2 separate regions of the Homo sapiens genome follow, and region 2 is linked to region 1. Evidence: chromatin contacts called from ENCODE Hi-C or POLR2A ChIA-PET data. All regions are on one chromosome and are shown on one strand. The core of a region is the stretch at or near the end of the contact, and the rest is flanking DNA. Distances in the headings are between cores, read along the strand shown. Region 1 holds the start of PPM1F-AS1 (PPM1F antisense RNA 1). Region 2 overlaps MAPK1 (mitogen-activated protein kinase 1).

Region 1 (5,992 bases), core at 34-2,533:
ATACCCAAATCCTACCTAAGCTTGGCTTCTCAAGAAAAGATCAACCAGTAACAGGCCCAAAGGAAACCATGGGGGCTCTGGCTTCAGGGACTCATGTCACTTCAATGCACAAACTCTCCTGGAACTCCTGCCAGCCCAGGTGCATGTGGCAAGCATGGTGAATCAGGGCCAGTCAGCCGAGGGCAGGAGTTGAGTGTCACAGGCCACACCCAAAGGACATGGGGAACTGAGAGGAGGAAAGAGCTCCTGCCTAAAGGCGGAGGCTGTGGAAGAAAAGGAGAAGGGCTGAGGCCAGAGGGGGCCACCGAGGAAGAACCATGAACGCGAGGGCTTATGCACGCAGGAGGTCACAGAAAGACAGGTTCTTGGGAATCCATGCATCAAGGCAGGGGTGGGGGCATCCAGAGCCAGCTGCTGCCGCCATGGCCAACACAGGGGCCTATTCAAGCATTTGGCAAGAACTGGGGACTGGCAAGGCTATGGGTGAAGGAGGGGCCTGAGAACTCATTCAGGCAGGCCCAGCTCAGGGAAGGCAGCTCCACACAAGTTTGGCCAGTGGATCCCCTGCAAACCAGCAGGAAACCCCCCTCGTCCTGCCAGTCCTTGTAGCGCTGCCTCCTCTTCCTCTCGTCTGAGGGCCACTGTGCCCAGAAAACTGCCCCTAAATGCCATGGACTCCTCCTCACTCCCTCTGGAAACTGTGGGCTCCTGGTGCTTACCAGGCCTGAGCTCGGGCTGGGGGAGACTCCGGCCGCCGCTGTGGCTCACGGTCTCGCCCCGGGTGCTACTGCTATTTCCAACAGCCGCTTAGCCTAGACTCTGCTCAGGAAAGGCCAGCGGCTGAGGCAGTGCTGCCCAGCCCACGGACTCCCCATGCCAAGGGCTGCAGCCCCGCAACCTCGCTTCTGGATTCTTCGCTGATCCAGTCACCGGGGAGGGGCTGACTGGCAGCCACACAGAGGTTTCAGCCACTCGCTGCTCTTCAGTGGCAATTCTTATAATACAATCCCCACTCTGACGCAATTTTGTAAGAATGGCTTGGAGTCCAAAAACTTGACTACATTCTACTTCCGTGACAGGGAGAGCATGATCAAGGCCGCTAGGCAGGCCTGCATGCGAGGCACTCTGACAGACGGGGAAGCAAGGGCAGGCGAGACTTCCTTCTAGCTGCGCCCTCCCTCCTTCCCAGGCCTGCAGGAGCCCCGAGCGTAGGACTGGGCTGGTGCCGGCGCAGCAACGCTCCTTCTCACCGGCAGGTGGCGCTGTCTCCCGCGTGGACGGACAGAGACCCATCAGGCGGGGAGGGCCTGGGCGGTGGCGGCGCCCCCTTGGTGGGGCCGCAGAGCGGAGGAGCAGCAGCTGCCACCGGCCGGAAGCCTGCTGGCTCGGCCGAGAACAATGGCCGCCTGTCACTGTGGACAGCTGTCTCCCAGGCTAAGGCAAGGCTGCGCTCCCAGGGAATGCGGGCAGGGAGCCAGGGCGGAGGGCAGAGGACGAGAGCGAGGAGGAGAGCGCGGGCACCCACTGATGCTGGCGGCCTCGGGTATTCGCTTTCTCTCTCTTCTCCCACCTTGTTCCTTTTCCCCGGATGCACGCATGCACTAGTAATGCCGAATTTAGAACAACAGGGAAAGGAAAGGAAATGGCAAAGGAAGGGAAAGGAAATGGCCGACAGGAAATGGCAAGGAAGGGAAAATCCACTGCAACTCTGCTGCCTGCTGGCCTGTCCAGGGACAACTATTCAGCTGGGTGGGACGTTGCTACCCCCTTGTGGCACCCCTGCTGCAGCCTGCGATTCTTACGCCCTGTATTTCTGGTCTAACATCAACCAACACTTTGGCGAAATATAATAAAATGAAATTACTAGGAGAATGAAAGAAAGTCACATGAAATAAAAGCCCTGCTTTTTAATGATTATATCCTCTGTGAAATGGATCTGCAGCCCTCTCCATTTCTGGGTTCCCCTGGCCACACCATGCTTATGGCTGTCCCAGGAGCAGGCTGACAGACAAGCTTCCACCAGCATCTAACCATGGGGCTCATGGACACCGTAGAGCGTCTCCACCCAACAGAATCCTGACTTGGGGGCAGCTGAGGCAGGGGGCCCGAGCGTTGAGGGGACCACGCTGCTGCCCCGAGACCTGCTGGCATGCCACCTGGCCAACCCTGACTTCGCCTGCCCGGGCGCATGTTAACTGAGTTACAACACTGAGGGCACTTGAACCTGGCTGCATGACCAGAGATCGATCACCTGTGAGATCCTCTGTGAAACGGGATAAGCATCTTTAATTTCCTGGGCTGTTCTGGAACTTCAGTCAGACAGGACACAGGAGGGTGTCTGCACCACCCACCCCTGCCTCGTGGGCTGACTGGGAACTATATGACCTGTGGAGGGCTGTGACCGCCACCCTCCACCTCACTGGGGCCGCAAGCCTTCTCTGCTCCTTGATTCTGCTGCCGTTGTGAGCGAGGGCCCCAGCACCCTTAGGGACCCCAATCAATGGGCTTCCCACAATGTCGTCACCCTTTGTTGCCTGCTAAGCAGCCCTGGGGCCACCTCAGAAGAAACAGAACTCACAGGTCACAGGGGCCTTTTCCTCCTCGTCATCGTCCTCCTCCTCTTCTTCTTCCTCCCTGGGCAACTTCCTGAATTCGGAAAGGTCTGTCTGTAGCAGCTGTGAAACTGCTTCGTGGGCCAGAGCAGCAGCAAGTGGTGGCGGGGCCTTCCTAGGGATGAGGAGGGGGAAGTGAGGGGCAGCCCCCAGCAGGAGACCACACCTAGCCCCCCTTCCCCAACTGTCAGCCCACATGCTGAGGGGTCACGGCCAGCAGGGCGGCCCCTGTCCTCAGGGAGCTGGGACAGGAAGGTCACAGGACAGCAAAGGCAGACGCACAACCATCTGGTGGGGAGCTGGACCATACTTGAGCCTGCGGCTAGTTGGGAGGGGGCTGTTGATGGGCAAGTAAACTGCCTGACATCCATGCTGATGATGGCTCCTGGCCACAGGAGGGCAGAGGAATCACCCATGCCAGCTGGGGACCCTGGGGGGTGGGGAGTGTTCTGGGTTGAATTGTGTCCCCCCTAAATTCATACACTGAGGCCCTAACCCCCAGTACCTCAGAATGGAGCTCATTTGGAAACAGGGTCATTACAGATGGAATTAGTTAAGATGACGTCATGCTGGAGCAGGCTGGGCCCCTACTCCAATGACTGATGTCTCTATGAAAAAGGGAATTTGGGCCGGGTGCGGTGGCTCACATCTGTAATCCCAGTACTTTGGGAGGCCAAGGCAGGTAGATCACGAGGTCAGGAGTTTGAGACCAGCCTGGCCAACATGGTAAAACCTCATCTCTACTAAAAATACAAAAATTAGCCGGGTGTGGTGGCGCATGCCTGTAGTTCCAGCTACTCAGGAGGCTGAGGCAGAAGAATTGCTTGAACCTGGGAGGTGGAGGTTGCAGTGAGCCAAGATTGTGCCACTGCACTCCAGCCTAGGCGACAGAGCAAGATGCTGTCTCCAAAAAAAAAAAACAGGTTGGGGGAGGAATTTGGACACAGACACACACACACAGAGAGAATGCCAGGGGAACATGAGGCAGAGACCTGGGGGATGAACCTACAAGCCAGGGAATGCCAAGGGTTGCCCACAAACCACCAGAAGGAGCCAGTTCTGTCAATATCCTGATCTCAGATGACAGCCTCCAGCACCATGAAGCACACTTCTGTTGTTTAAGCTGCTGGGTCTGTGGTCATTTGTACAGCAGCTCCAGGAAGCTGATCCTGGGGTGTGGGACCCATGGGCACACTCAGCAGAGGAAGTGGCTGTGCGTGGTCCACAAGGTCCCTGGGCGGATGGGGCCATAGGAGCTGCCGGGGTGAGGGGCTGTGGGAACAGGGCAGGCCAAGCTTTATGCTAACAGGGAAGCACTGCCATTGGTCTGTGTTTTATTTATTTATTTTTAGAGACAGGGTCTTGCTCTGTCTCCCAGGCTGGAGCACAGCTGTGCAATCATGGCTCGCTGCAGCCTCAAACCCCTGGGCTCAAGAGATCCTCTCACCTCAGACTCCAGAGTAGTTAGGGCTACAGGCAGTAGTTAGGGCTACAGACATCACCATGTCCAGCTAATCTGTAAATTTTTTTGTACAGGTGGGGTTTTGCTATGTTGTCCAGGCTGGTCTTGAACTCCTGCCCTCAAGTGATCCTCCCATCTCAGCCTCCCAAAGCCCTGGGATAATGGCGTGAGCCGCCACACCTGGCCGCCTTTGGTCTGTTTGAAGAGGGACATGGCATGATCAGATGGGGCTTTTAGGCCTCTCTGACCCTGGTGTGGAGGGTGGGCTGGCAAGAAGGGGACGACTGTCTAAAGGAGAGAGTCTAAGACCTGGGCTGGGCAGGGCCATGGTGACAAACAGGAGCAGACAGAGTCGGGCAGTATAAATGGAGGGGCAGGGACAGTGTTGAAGTTTCTATTCTGAGCAACTAGAAGGCTCGTGGTACAGTTAATTACCCTGATGGGGATGGAAGAGTCAGGCAGGGGATGGGCAATGGGCTCTGTTTCCACAGCGACTTGTGTTCCACGGAGGTCAAGAGGCCTGAGGGCCTGCAAGAACATGGTCTGGGCAGGAGATGGAGCTGCGGAATGAATGAGGATAGGGGGCTGAGTCCCACAGGGCCAGAGCATGGCTAGCAAAGTGGGGATGACTCCAGGAGTGGCCTTCTGGGTGCCACGAAGGAAATGTTTTAAGAAGTGAGATTGGGTCACTGCTTTCAATGTCATAGAACAGAGCTGAGCAGTTGAGGAGGCGTAGTGGGTAGAAAGGGAGGTCGCAGCAGGCTGAAAGCAAACCGACAGGAGGGTTAGCGTCTTTTAGCAGGTAGGCAGGGCAGAAGAGAGCCACGGGGCAGATCAGGGAAAGAAACACTGAAGCCATCTGTGGCTGAGAAGGAGGGCAGTGGGGAGGAGTGTCTAAAATTCTGAGCCATCCCTGGCTTTTCTGGGCAGAAGGGGTCGCTCCCTCAGTGGCCCTATGGCCTCTAACATGCATTTTGACCCCTGGAATCTGCCTTCTCACCCAGTGGGGGCCCTGGAAGCTGGACAACACACATTCACCCCTGTGTGCCTGTCCCTGAGAGTGGGGGTCAGGGGAGCATGCCTGGGGTGGCGAGGTGATTCTGCACTGGGCCGACACTCCCGGCTTTAACTGGAAGGCGAGGACCTTCCAACAGCACAGGCTGACAGGTCTTGTTCCATGGGGGCTGGGCACCCAAGGTATCTACTGATGGTCTGAGGAATCTACCGGGATGGATTCCTGATTTTTTTTTTTTTTTTTCTGAGACGGAGTTTCGCTCTAGTTGCCCAGGCTGGAGTGCAATGGCGTGATCTCAGCTCACCACAACCTCCACCTCTCGGGTTCAAGTGATTCTCCTGCCTCAGCCTCCTGAGTAGCTGGGATTACAGGCATGAGCCACCATGCTCAGCAGATTCGTGATTTTTAAAATGAAAGGGTGACTCATGGGAGAAGCCTCTGGAACTGCCTTTGAAAAACAACCAGCCAAGACATGAGAAATTAGTTCCTCTGCCATTTGGGGGTTTCCTGCCAACTGCTGGGTTTTCCTTTTGCACAGCAGGGAGGAAGGACGCCTGTTTCCCTTGGTCCCGGTGAGGCCAGGCCTCAGCTTCCTGCCCACCCGCCACTGCTGCTGGGGCAGGGAGGCAGTTTCCGGCTGTGGGGACCCAGACAATGCCTGGCCAAGGGCCACCATCGTCCTCTTCCTGGACACAGCTCCCGCCTCATCCCAGGGTCTGGCCTGGGACACGCCCTAGAGGCCCTCAGCCCTGAGTCACTGCACCATGCAGATCCACCCTGATTCTGGTCCCTGCAGAGCAGGCTCCTACACAAGGCAAGAAGATGCTCCAGGGACAAGCCAAGGTGTATGCAAGGCCCAGGTGCCTGAGAAACACGTCTCACCGACCTTGGGGCAGGGGCTGT
Region 2 (6,038 bases), core at 2,342-4,841, 100 kb before region 1:
CAACAACAAAAACAAAAAACAAAAAACTCTATCTATCTATCTATCTATCTATCTATCTATCTATCTATCTGCATGCTAATTTTTAGAACATGATAACTACATAGGACTTTAAAATAGTTAAAAGTCCTACCATAGAGTCGAGGTGACTTAGCCAGTCACCCAAAAACAGAGCTAGGATTAACCCTTATTCATTCTTCTGAATTCTATGTTCTTTCCATTATACAAGAATGTGCCCAGAAAATCCTACACAACAGAACTCTGGGAAGAGCTAAGCTGAGAAATGGTACAGAATGCTGCCTTCAAAACCCAAGAAAATAAACACATTATAAACAAAGAACAAAGATAAGACTCAACTGCAAGGAACACAGCAAGCAAATTTTAAAGGGCAGCCCAGGAAGGAGCTGAGAGTGTTAAGTACAAACCATCAAGGCTCAAGAGAAAAGGAGATGGCTTCACAGAATCAAAAACCCACAAGAAGTCAGGCATGATGGCTCGCACCTGTAATCCCAGCATTTGGGGAAGCTGACGCAGATGGATGGCTTGCCCCTACCAGTTTCAGACCAGCCTGGGCAACACAGAAAGCAGTCTCCATCAACACGAAACATTTTAAAAATTAGCTGGGTGTGATGGCTCCTGCCTGTAGTCCCAGCTACTCGAGAGGCTGAACTGAGGGAGGAAGGGACCCAGAATCACCCAGCTATGATCACTGCAGTCTAGCCTGTGCAACAGAGACCCTGTCTCTAAAACTAACTAAAGAAATAAATAGCAGGAAGAAGTAAAAAGAAAGATCTAGGATGCAGGAAGAGAATGAGAAGACACATACCCGGACCCAGCCAAAAAAATAAAAATCAACAATGATTACTCTCGAAATTGATGTTATGAAATCAATGCCAAACAGTAATACATAAATAAATAAATCCTGATACAAAATAGTAAAATGCATGCAGAAATGTAAGCAAACAAGAGTGCAAAAGAATACCTGCACACTCAGAGTCAAGTAGGGCTGGTTCTACATTGTTAAAGGACACAGAGGCTGGCTGCTACACGCTGGGGGAGGGAAGAAATGGAGAGTGACTGCTCATGGGAATGGGGTTGCTTTTTGAGGTAATAAAATGTTCTGGGATTAGACAGTGGTGGTGGTTCCAAAACTTTGTGAATATATACTGAAAACAACTAAATTATATTCTTTTTAAAGGTGAAGTTTTTCTTTTCTCTGGTAGGTAAATTATGTCCAAAAAAAAAAAAAAAAAAAGCATGGTCCCTTCAAACAAAAATCCCTTTTCTCAGATCATTATTTCAGGAGCTAACACTTAAAAGAGAGATCCCTTCACTCTGGAAAGCTGACAGTAATCAAAACAGGGCATGAAAGCCTGGAGCAGGGAGACAGATCAGCTCTGGGAGTTGGGATGGGGAAGAAGAGAGAAATGGCATCTTGATGATACTTTTTATCCTGGCCAACCCACTTCACCAGCGAAAAGCTGATAAGCACTCAAGACAGAGGCCCTACACTAAAGAATTTAAAAGTATACAGGCCGGGTGTAGCAATTTGTACCTGTAATCCCAGCACTTTGGGAGGCTGAGGCAGGCAGATCACTTGAGGTCAGGAGTTCGAGACCAGGCTGGCCAACACAGAAAAACCCAGTCTCTACTAAAAATACAAAAATTAGCCAGGTGTGGTGGTACATGCCTGTAGTCCCAGCTACCTGGGAGGCTGAGGCAGGATAATCACTTGAACCCAGGAGGCGGAGGTTGCAGTGAGCCAAGATTGTGCCACCACACTCCAGCCTGGGCGACAGAGTGAGACTCAAACAAACAAACAAACAAAAACAAAAACAGAACTTAAAAGTATACATCTGGGGGGAGAAAAAAAATGTAGGGGTGGACGTGGTGGCTCATGCCTGTAATCCCAGCACTTTGGGAAGCTGACGCTGTGGATCCCTTGAGCCCAGAAGTTCGAGATCAGCCCTGGGCAATATGGAGAAACCCAGTGTCTACAAAAAATACAAAAAAATTATCTGTAGCCGGGTGTGGTGGCACGCGTCCGTAATCCCAGCTACTCAGGAGGCTGAGGCAGGAGAATCGCTTGAATCCAGGAGGCAAGAGGTTGCAGTGCGCCGAGATCGCGCCACTGCACTCCTGCCTGGACGACAGAGCGAGACTCCGTCTCAAAAAAAAAAATTATCTGGGGTGATGGTGTGCGCCTGTGGTCCCAGCCACTTGGGGGGCTGAGGTGGTAGAATCACCTGAGCCCAGGAGATCGAGGCTGCAGTGAGCCATGATCATGCCATTGCACTCTAGCCTGGGCAACAAAGTGAGGCTGTCTCTAAAAAGTTAAAAATAAATTAAAACTAAAATGAGGGCCAGGTGTGGTAGCTCACGCCTGCAATCCCAGCACTCTGGGAGGCCAAGGTGGGAGGATCGCTTGAGTCCAGGAGTTCGAGACCAGCCTTGGCAACATAGTGAGACCCTGTCTCTTGAAAATAAAATAAAAAATTTAAAAATTTTTAAAAACTGAAAAAATGAAGCAATATAAATGCCCAACAAATGGGGGCAACAGTTATATAAATAACCTGTTTTTAATAAAATTTAACATTATGTTGATGTTACATGTTGGAGTCAGATACATAGAAAAAGGAAAAAATAGGACACAATAGTATGGGATAATCATTACGTAGGTTTAAAAAAACAAAAGAATCCTTGCTGAGAACAGGTCTGGCAGAGCAAAGTGAGCTTTAGCCTGAAGTGGGAGGGAGAAAGTAAAACAGTGGGCAGGGCTCTGGAGGAAAGAAGGATGGTAGTGCTTCAAAGGGAAGCAGAAGTTTTGGCTTTGTTTTATTTTTAGGACAGAAGAGTGATCAGCCCCTAGGAATTTGGATGAGATCATCCAGAGAGTGTGTATGGGACACAGAGGGCCCAAGAACTAAGAACAAAGAGTCAAAGACTTGGGAAAACCAGAGGTGTCTCAGCAAAGTAGTAGATGTAACTTTTTAAAAAGGAAATGGCTTATAACATCAAGTGCTCCAGAAAAAATCAAAATCTTTTGATTTTCCAGGGAGAATGGCAAAAAAAGGGGAAAAAGAATCTTTGGTGAGGAAGGCCTTCAGGAAAAAGCAACCAGTCCAGAAAGATCAAAATCAAGAAAGACTGTACATAGAGTGTGCACACCATCAGTTCAGAGTGCAAGAGTGGGGGTAGGGGGCTAAAGTCTGGCTCTCGTGGGCAGAAGAGGTGGGCACAGAAAGCAGAGCAAGCAGCACGAACCATTCCCGAGAGAGCCTGACTATGAAGGGGAGAGAACAAATGGCACTTGTCTCACAGACTCTGGGGCAGTGCCCAGGAAATTAAATTTAGGACTATATATCAATTTAAAAGTACTGGATAGAGTAACGAAAGTGATGTTTTCAGTAAGTGTTGTACAGCAGAAGGCTTGTTTTTGTTGATTTTAAAAATCTTTCATGGGAGATTGGAGAGATGCTGGTAAAAAAAAATACAGCATTAAAATAAAATCTTTCACTATAAAACTAGCTAGTACGGCCAGGAGTGGTGACTCACACCTGTAATCCCAGCACTTTGGGAGGCTGAGGCGGGGTGGATCACCTGAGGTGAGGAGTTCAAGACCAGCCTGGCCAACATCGTGAAACCCCATCTCTACTAAAAATACAAAAATTAGCCAGGCCGTGGTGGTTCATGCCTGTAATTCCAGCTACTTGGGAGGCGGAGACAGAATTGCTTGAACCCGGGAGGCGGAGGTTGCAGTGAGCTGAGATCGCACCACTGCACTCCAGCCCGGGCGACAGAGCAAGACTCGGTCTCAAAAAAATAAAATAATTAATTTTTTAAAATGCTAGTGTAACTTCAGAAAACTTAGAATATGATTTTAAATAAAAATAATAACTAAACTAAAAAAGCAAATCCTGTATAAGCCCTTAGTTACTTGGGAAGTCATTTAAAAGTTAAGCCCATATCATCTCAAATTCCAAAACTTATTGCAAGGTAAATAATCAAAAGGGTGGTGCTGGCACAAAGAAAAAAGATATAGATTGATGGGACAGAAATGAAAATCTAGAAATAAACCCATCTATGGTCAACTGATTTTTGACAAGGGTGCCAACACCACTCAGTGGGGAAAGGAAAAGACTATCCTTTCCCTTCAACAAATGATGCTGGTACAACTAGACAGCCATGTGCAAATGAATAAAGCTGGATCCTTACACTTCACAATATACAATGGCTCAAACACTTAAATGTAAGAGCTAGAACAATAAAACTCTACAAAGAAACATAGGGATAAATCTTCAGGGTAAACCCTGAAAATCTGGCAATGGATTCTTACATATATGACATGACAGGCATAAACAACAAAAGAAAAAAATAGATAAATTGGACTTGACCAAAATTTAACAACTTTGTGCTTCAAAGGACACTAGAAAGAAAATGAAAAGACAACTCACAGAATGAGAGAAAAATATTTGCATATCATGTATTTGATAAGGAATCTGTATCTAGAATGTATAAAGAACTTTTAAAACTCAATCACAGGAGCTGGGTGTGGTGGCTCATGCCTGTAATCTCAGCACTTTGTGAGGCTGAAGTGGGAGGATCACCTGAAGTCAGGAGTTTGAGACCAGCCTGGCCAACGTGGTGAAACCTCATCTCTACTAAAAATACAAAAATTAGCTGGGCGTGGTGGTGGGTGCCTGTAATCACGGCTACTCGCGAGGCTGAGGCAGGATAATCGCCTGAACCTGGGAAGCAGAGGTTGCGGTGAGCTGAGATCGCACCACTGCACTCCAGCCTGGGCAACAGAGTGAGAGTGTGTCTCAAAAACAAAAACAAAACAAACAAAAAAACTCAATAATAGGCCAGGCATGGTGGCTCATGCCTGTAATCCTAGCACTTTGAGAGACTGAGATGGGAGGACTGCTTGAGCCCAGGAATTTGAGACCAGTGTGGGCAACATGGCAAGTCCCTGTCTCTACAAAAAATTAAAAATTAGCCAGATATGGTGGTGCATGCCTGTGATCCCAGCTACTTGGGAGGCTAATGCAGGAGGACTGCTTGAGCCCAGGAGTTCAAGGCTGCAACGAGCCGTGATCACACCACTGCACTGCAGCCTGGATGACAGAGTGAGACCCTGTCTCTAACAAAACATAATTAAAAGATCAATACTTCAATTTATGTTCAAGTGGTTAAACACAGAATTACCATATGACCTGGCAAATGAAAACCATGACCACATAGAAACTTGTACACAAATGTTCGTAGCAGCATTATTCATAATAATCAAAAGGTGGAAACAAACCAAAGCTCCATCAACTGATAGACAAGCAAAAGGTGGTGTATCCACACAATGGAATATTATTCAGCCATAAAAATGGAATGAAGTACTGATAAATGCTACAACATGGATGAACCTTGAAACATGCTAAGTGAAAGAAGCCACACATGTGATGCCATTTATACAAAATGTCCAGATAGGCAAATCTATACAGATAGAAATTAGATTGGTAGTTACTTTACACTGAAAAAGAAGGGGAGAGAGAGAGAGAGAGTAAATAGCTAAAGGATACAGGATTGGTTTCTTTCTTTCTTTTTTGACACAGGGTCTCGCTTTGTTGGCCAGGATAGAGTGCAGTCGCGTGGTCACAGGTTACTATAGCCTTGACCTAGGCTCAAGCAATTCTCCTGCCTCACCCTCCCAAGTAGCTGGAACCTCAGGGCCATGCCACAATTCCTGGCTAACTTTTAAATTTTTTGTAGAAACAAGGTTTCACTATTTTACCCAGGCTGGTCTCAAACTCCTAGGCTCAAGTGATACTCCTGCCTATACCTACCAAAGTGCTGAAATTACAGGTGTGAGCCACTGTATCCAGTCAAGGGTTTCTTGTTGAGGTGATTATTCTAAAAATTGACTTTGATGGTTATTAAACATATCTGTGTATATATTTTAAAAAGCTACCCTGGGAGGCCAAGGTGGGCAGATCACGAGGTCAAGATCGAGACCATCCTGGCCAACATGGTGAGACCCTGTCTCTACT

Evidence for each region. Hi-C counts contacts between places; a loop is a spot of excess contacts on that map. ChIA-PET counts read pairs that join two places held with the same protein, here RNA polymerase II (POLR2A). Pooled maps may share reads with other maps.
Region 2: a loop to region 1 is called in a pooled map, with 4 times the contacts of the local background. The contact joins the enhancer-like site here to the promoter of PPM1F-AS1 in region 1. A Hi-C loop is called at or near these places in 1 of 168 maps with a recorded cell type or tissue (K562) and 6 of 50 pooled maps. POLR2A ChIA-PET finds 5 or more read pairs at or near these places in 4 of 52 experiments (H1, K562, MCF 10A and 1 more).

The regions. Positions count from the first base shown.
Region 1 is chr22:21,936,954-21,942,945 of GRCh38, forward strand. PPM1F-AS1 (PPM1F antisense RNA 1) reads left to right here and starts at 1,284. Exons shown (of 2, transcript NR_147620.1): 1 at 1,284-2,660; 2 at 4,149-5,992. PPM1F (protein phosphatase, Mg2+/Mn2+ dependent 1F) reads right to left here. Exons shown (of 8, transcript NM_014634.4): 3 at 2,579-2,727. RefSeq lists enhancers at 901-1,707, 1,708-2,515, 2,516-3,322 and a silencer at 1,259-1,418.
Region 2 is chr22:21,834,544-21,840,581 of GRCh38, forward strand. All of the region lies in intron 1 of MAPK1 (mitogen-activated protein kinase 1), which reads right to left. Among named protein-coding and RNA genes, the nearest start is that of MAPK1, 30 kb to the right of the region's middle. RefSeq lists a silencer at 3,517-3,724. Within about 2 kb of position 3,592, at least 7 of the 41 ENCODE cell types and tissues checked have a DNase peak (open chromatin) inside an H3K27ac peak, as active enhancers do.